Linked DNA regions of Homo sapiens: region 2 is linked to region 1. A link is a loop called in an ENCODE intact Hi-C map of the cell type or tissue named here. Cell type or tissue: A673. All regions are shown on one strand. Links, peaks and the distances in the headings refer to the core of each region. The heading gives the core; the rest is flanking DNA.

What was found. Peaks named below come from ENCODE experiments on the same cell type or tissue, not always from the same donor. Only the 100,000 strongest peaks of a DNase experiment are listed, where the experiment ranks them.
Region 2: a loop joins it to region 1, with 4 times the contacts of the local background. A loop is called at or near these places in 22 of 110 quality-filtered maps.

The regions. Positions count from the first base shown.
Region 1 is chr10:28,615,749-28,618,673 of GRCh38, forward strand. WAC (WW domain containing adaptor with coiled-coil) reads left to right here. Exons shown (of 14, transcript NM_016628.5): 12 at 425-614; 13 at 1,909-2,036. Among named protein-coding and RNA genes, the nearest start is that of BAMBI, 60 kb to the right of the region's middle. In A673, for the core only: no CTCF peak of the experiment used is centred there; no DNase peak of the experiment used is centred there.
Region 2 is chr10:28,431,124-28,434,048 of GRCh38, forward strand. It overlaps LINC02652 (long intergenic non-protein coding RNA 2652), which reads right to left. Exons shown (of 3, transcript NR_134496.1): 3 at 1,885-1,984. Among named protein-coding and RNA genes, the nearest start is that of LINC02652, 63 kb to the right of the region's middle. RefSeq lists an enhancer at 1,184-1,293. In A673, for the core only: a CTCF peak has its summit at 1,200 (motif pointing right); a DNase peak (open chromatin) is centred at 1,228.

The sequences.
Region 1 (2,925 bases), core at 307-2,806:
CACATTATTTCACCCTCTGATTCAGCAGTTCTGACGTTGAACAAAGGCAATATATATTTTCCCCTTATCTAGATGTGTATGAGCAGTCTTCAGATGTGCATCTACAGCTGTTAAAATGTGACTTTTTTTAGTTATATTATTAGTGTTTGTGGTACACAAAGTTAACAGGTTCTGCTCTCAGATTTGGAGAGTAGTTTACATTTGACTCTGACAGTAGTGTTAAAAGGGTTTTTTCCCCCTAAAGTGTTTTGAGGAATCATATACTTTGGATTATTAATTCTCTTTATTTGACATTAAAATAACAAATTTTTCTTAGGAATTTGGATATCTTTAAGTTAATAAAAGGTATTAACATGCAGTTTCTAGGATAAGGATACCCAGAAACTACTTTTAAACATACTACACATTCAATTCTGTTTTCTAGTAGCCAGAGAAGTCCATCACCTGGTCCCAATCATACTTCTAATAGTAGTAATGCATCAAATGCAACAGTTGTACCACAGAATTCTTCTGCCCGATCCACGTGTTCATTAACGCCTGCACTAGCAGCACACTTCAGTGAAAATCTCATAAAACACGTTCAAGGATGGCCTGCAGATCATGCAGAGAAGCAGGTATGTTATGTACAGCCTAGATTTTACCTTTGGATGATTAGCAAAACAGAATTTAATCAACTTCTAGAGAATCTAATGTGACCACTGAATTCAAGCAATATTTAAAATAATGAATCTCTAACTTTGTAGTCATTTAAAAAATATTTGATATATAAGATAACTTTTCTGGTTTTACAAAATATTTTAACATAATTATAGGCACTGTTGTCAAGTACTCAGCAGTTAGCTCAGTGCTTAATGCCTTATATTTATTTTCTCTACTTCTTAAAACAGCTAAGCAGTGTAGATAGAGTTGAAGTCCTTAAGACCAAATAGTGCATAAGACCTTGATCCCAGGGTCACCCAGTTAACAGTGATGTGGCTCAAAGCCAGTGTACTTTTTCCACTCAGCTTCTCTGATAGTTTCAGATTCCATTAGCACTGTTAATCTACTGGCCAAGCGCAGTGGCTCATACCTGTAATCCCAACACTTTGGGAGGCCAAGGCAGGTGGATCACTTGAGGCCAGCCAGGAGTTCGAGACCAGTCTGACCAACATGGTGAAACCCCATCTCTAACCACAAGTATAAAAATTAGCCAGGCATGGTGGCATGCACCTGTAATTACAGCTACTCGGGAGCCTGAGGCACCAGAATTACGTGAACCCAGGAGGCAGAAGTTGCAGTGAGCCGAGATTGCACCACTGTACTCCAGCCTGGGTGACACAGTGAGACTCTGTCTCAAAAAAACAAAAAAAAACCCCACTTAATTTTCTATGACTCTCTCACTAGACTAGCAACTGGAAGTTAGGAAACATTTTTGCTTTGGGATGAGAGACCTTAGGACATTCCAGTTACTGCCATTTGCCTCTTGCTTTTTATCAGATAACTGACCATCTGGGGTGTTCGAAAGTTTACAGAGAATATGTTGTGTGTCTTACGATAGAGGAGTATAGTGAGGCTCTTGAATCAATATCTAATACCTGAACTTGCAGAAATGACAATCTCTTTGGCTGACCCAGCATCTTTTATTAACCACAAATTATGAGTCCTTTCTTAGTGCTGTATTAGCTTCAGGTTGGAAATCCTATTTTCTCCAACTTAGAAGAGAAATATTAAAATAAGTACCTTCCACCCTTAGAGACAGTTTCTTAAAACAAATTAATTTTCCCCATTAGGTTCACCAGCATTTTTGTGTATTGAAGGGAAAAGGATTATTCTCTAATCCTAGTATAAAATTGTACTCAGAAATTTAATGTTTTATTTTGTGTATGTTAATGTTTATATTTTATGTTTTCTTCATTTCTTTAATTACAGGCATCAAGATTACGCGAAGAAGCGCATAACATGGGAACTATTCACATGTCCGAAATTTGTACTGAATTAAAAAATTTAAGATCTTTAGTCCGAGTATGTGAAATTCAAGCAACTTTGCGAGAGCAAAGGTAAGTCTTTCACTGAAATATATTTTTATGTTTCTCAGGATTATGATTCTTAAATCGAACTAAAGAATGTAAATCACATTTTATTTATGAAATGTAAAGTTCTCTTCGATACATTGATCACATTCTATCACTGCATTTTCATAAGTTAATATTTCTCGTGAAGGATAAAGCCTGTCGATTTTCTCTTAACCCATGATGAATGCTTCATTAGACTTTTCTCATAACTCCATAAGCTGCAATAATATATTACTGAAAAAATGAAATATTGACCACAACTAATTATAAATGTCCTCTCTTGCTGAGGGTGTTTCCATTGAAATTTCAGATTATTTGTCCTTGCATCATCAATAGATCCCTTGAAAAGTATAGAAAGAATTTGTCTAGCAAGTTTAGTGTATCTGCTGTCTTAGTATTTTTCACCTGAACTCTTGTCTTGTATTTCTTAATCTAGTGTTTCACTCAAGTAGAATATCTAGGTCACAATAATAATAGCATAGGTATTATTTTTTAATGCCTATTACAGAATTGAGGACAAACTTGGCAATGGCTTTATGTCCTGTCTGTGCAAGTCACAGAGTTACAGGTCGATTGAATCTTGTCAAGAAACCATAAATATTTAGTAAATACCAAATGGAGTTTATAGTACAACTTGAAAAAGTAAGTTTATTTACAGTTACTAAAATATCTGGAGGTACTCTCTGAGTAACAACTTGGGTTCTTATAGTCAGATTGCTCTGAAAGTAGTTCTAACAAACTTCATTTTGGCTTGTTACATCATTCGACTTTTGGGAAATTATTCATTATTGCATCTTAGGAAAACAGTATATACAGTCAAATATCAAGCCAGCCTGATTATGCCTAATTCATGTGTACAGGCAATAAATATTAT
Region 2 (2,925 bases), core at 132-2,631, 180 kb before region 1:
CAGAGGTGTTACCCTAGAGAAAACAGACAGCTTCTCTCTTCCAGCATTAACGTAAAATCCCAGCGAAGAAGCGGCCAGGTTTGGCTCATCTGCCAATTATTTTGACCAGAGGGATGTAAAGAATGCCAGACTAAGAAAAACACCACCACCTGCTCAGAATGGAGGCTGGTGACTGGGGCCCTCACCTCCCTGTGTGACGTCACCTCCCTGTGTGGGGTTTGCTGTCTTGCATGCACTTCACATGCAAACCAGAACTCTTGAAATAATGGGCTCTTCAATGAATCTTTATCATTATAATGCCTAGAAGCTTTGAGAATTTCCTAGAATAGATCTTATACAGAACTTGTAAATTAAAGAAAGCCTTTTGGCTGGGCGCAGTGGCTCATGCCTGTAATCCCTTGGGAGGCTGAGGAGGGCAGATCCCCTGAGGTCAGGAGTTCAAGACCAGCCTGGCCAACATGGCAAAACTCTATCTCTACTACAAATACAAAAATTAGCCAGGCATGGTGTTGCGTGCCTGTAATCCCAGCTACTCGGGAGGCTGAGGCATGAGAATTGCTTGATCATTTGAACCTGGGAGACAGAGGTTGCAGTGAGCCAAGAGCACACCACTGCACTCCAGCCTGGGCGACAGAGCAAGATTCCATCTCAAGTTAAAAAAAAAAAAAAAGCCTTTTAGGGCTCTGAAAACATTCGATTATATTTTGTTGGATTGAGGGGTCTGGTTATAAGTGGAAGGTGTCAACCCCTGTGTTCTTTTTCAGTCTCTTAGGATGCTTTCAGCTCTGAGTTCCCCAGATTGGCAAGGTTCCAGAATATATACAGCTATATGAATAGATGTAGATAGCTCATGTAGACAGAGATAGATATTGATATAGATTCACATGCATTCTATTCTTTAAATTTATGATTTAGGACCATTATACATACCAGAAAATGCATAGTTGAAGAACTAAACAGTAAGACATATATAAAAAGAAGTAAAGCCAGAGTTTTTTCCTATCTCCATACCCCATCTCCGAAAACCTATGGTAATTCAAATTAGTCTATTCCATTGAAACCCACATGTCTTCTCTTAACATTTTTATAGTTACGGAATTCAACTGGAATTTTGATTTCCCAGAACGAAAATAAGCAAGAAAAAATCTCCCAGGGTCAGAGAAAGCCATTCTTCCCATTCATGTTCTTCTCTTGAAACACCAGTAGAGGGCGAACAAGATGGCAGATAAAACCCCTGGAGCCGACAGGGCAGCCCAGAGAACTTCCTTAATTCCCACTGCCCAGCGGCCAAATGTGGATTCCGAACTCAGGAACATGAAAAAGCGGAAATATGGCCTTGAACACTAATTTGATTTAACCCTGGCGTTTCCAAGTTGTTTCTCTCCGATTTGGGTCTGTGATAGAGACTAAATCCTTTACAACCTGCCTGCTCATCTCCTAGAGACCAGTTTTGGAAAGATAGGTCTCAGAAAATGCACAAAGGGTGGGGCCTGGTGGCTCACACCTGCAATCTTAGCATTTTGGGAGGCTGAGGTGGGAGGATCCCTTGCACTGAGGAGTTCAAGACCAGCCTGGGCAACATACCTAGACCCAGTCTCTACAAAAAAAAAAAATACATATATATATATATATATAATCATATGTGTAATTATTACCCCAGGTGTGGTGGCATGTGCCTGTAATCCCAGCTACTGGGGGGCTGTGGTGGGAGGATCACTTGAGTCCAGGAGATTAAGGCTGCAGTGAGCCATGATCGCACCACTGCACTCCAGCCTGGATGACAGAGTGAGACTCTGTCTCAAAAAAAAGAAAAAAATCTATCTATACACACACACACACACACACACACACACATACACACATATATATATGCACAGAGGAGGGCAGAGGATAACAATCTATTTCTTATTTTAATGACAGGGTATCACACGCTTGCAGCAACCAGAACGTGACTTCTCCTGAGTACTGAAGTATTTCACAGCATCTGCAGAATTTAAAAGGAAGGAAATCAAGGAAAGGAAAATTTATTTTCATATACCCTTAGTTCAGAATAAAGACACATAGAAGCCTTATGGAGGAAAAGATAAGAATTTTATAAGCCTCGATGTTGAATAAAGAATTTTCTATTGCAATTTTAAAATACGTATGTATGGCCTCTGCCCAGTTAGGTAGCCTTGTGGGCCATTTGGGTAAAGCCCTCTTTATACTGTAATTCAATGTGTCAAAGATCAGTTGTTATTAGATGGGCAGACTTTTTTCAAAATGATAGAATCCAGTTTGGGCAAAAGTCTGGGAATATGAACCATTTTGTACACTCTTGGCTGGAGGGTAAATGGGTACAACTTTGGAAGGCAGTTAGGCAATGTCCATTCTAATTTTGTGTGAACATCCTACATGATCCCTCATTCTGACTTCTGTCCTGTAAAAACACTAGTAAAGTGTTCAAAAAGATGTGATAAAACCTTCATTGTAGCATTGTTTGTAATAAAGTTTAAAAAGAACTTAAAACTTCACTAAGGATAGACAGAATCGTTATGGCTTGTTACATGCCCTAGCACTATTCTAGAGGCTTTATCCGCATTAATTATTTCATCCCCACAACAAGCATTTTTTTCCTTTTCTTTTATTTGTATACTCTTTTTTTTTTTTTTTTTTTTTGAGACAGAGTCTTGCTCTGTCACCCAGACTGGAGTGCAGGGGTGTGATCTCAGCTCACCTGCAACCTTCGCCTCCCAGGTTCAAGCGATTCTCCTACCTCAGCCTCCCCAGTAGCTGGGACCACAGGCATGCACCACCATGCCTGGTGCACAAAAAATTTTTGTATTTTTTAGCAGAGACAGGGTTTCACCATGTTGGCCAGGCTGGTCTCAAACTCCTGACCTCAGGTGATCGGCCCACCTCAGCCTCCCAAAATGCTGGGATTTC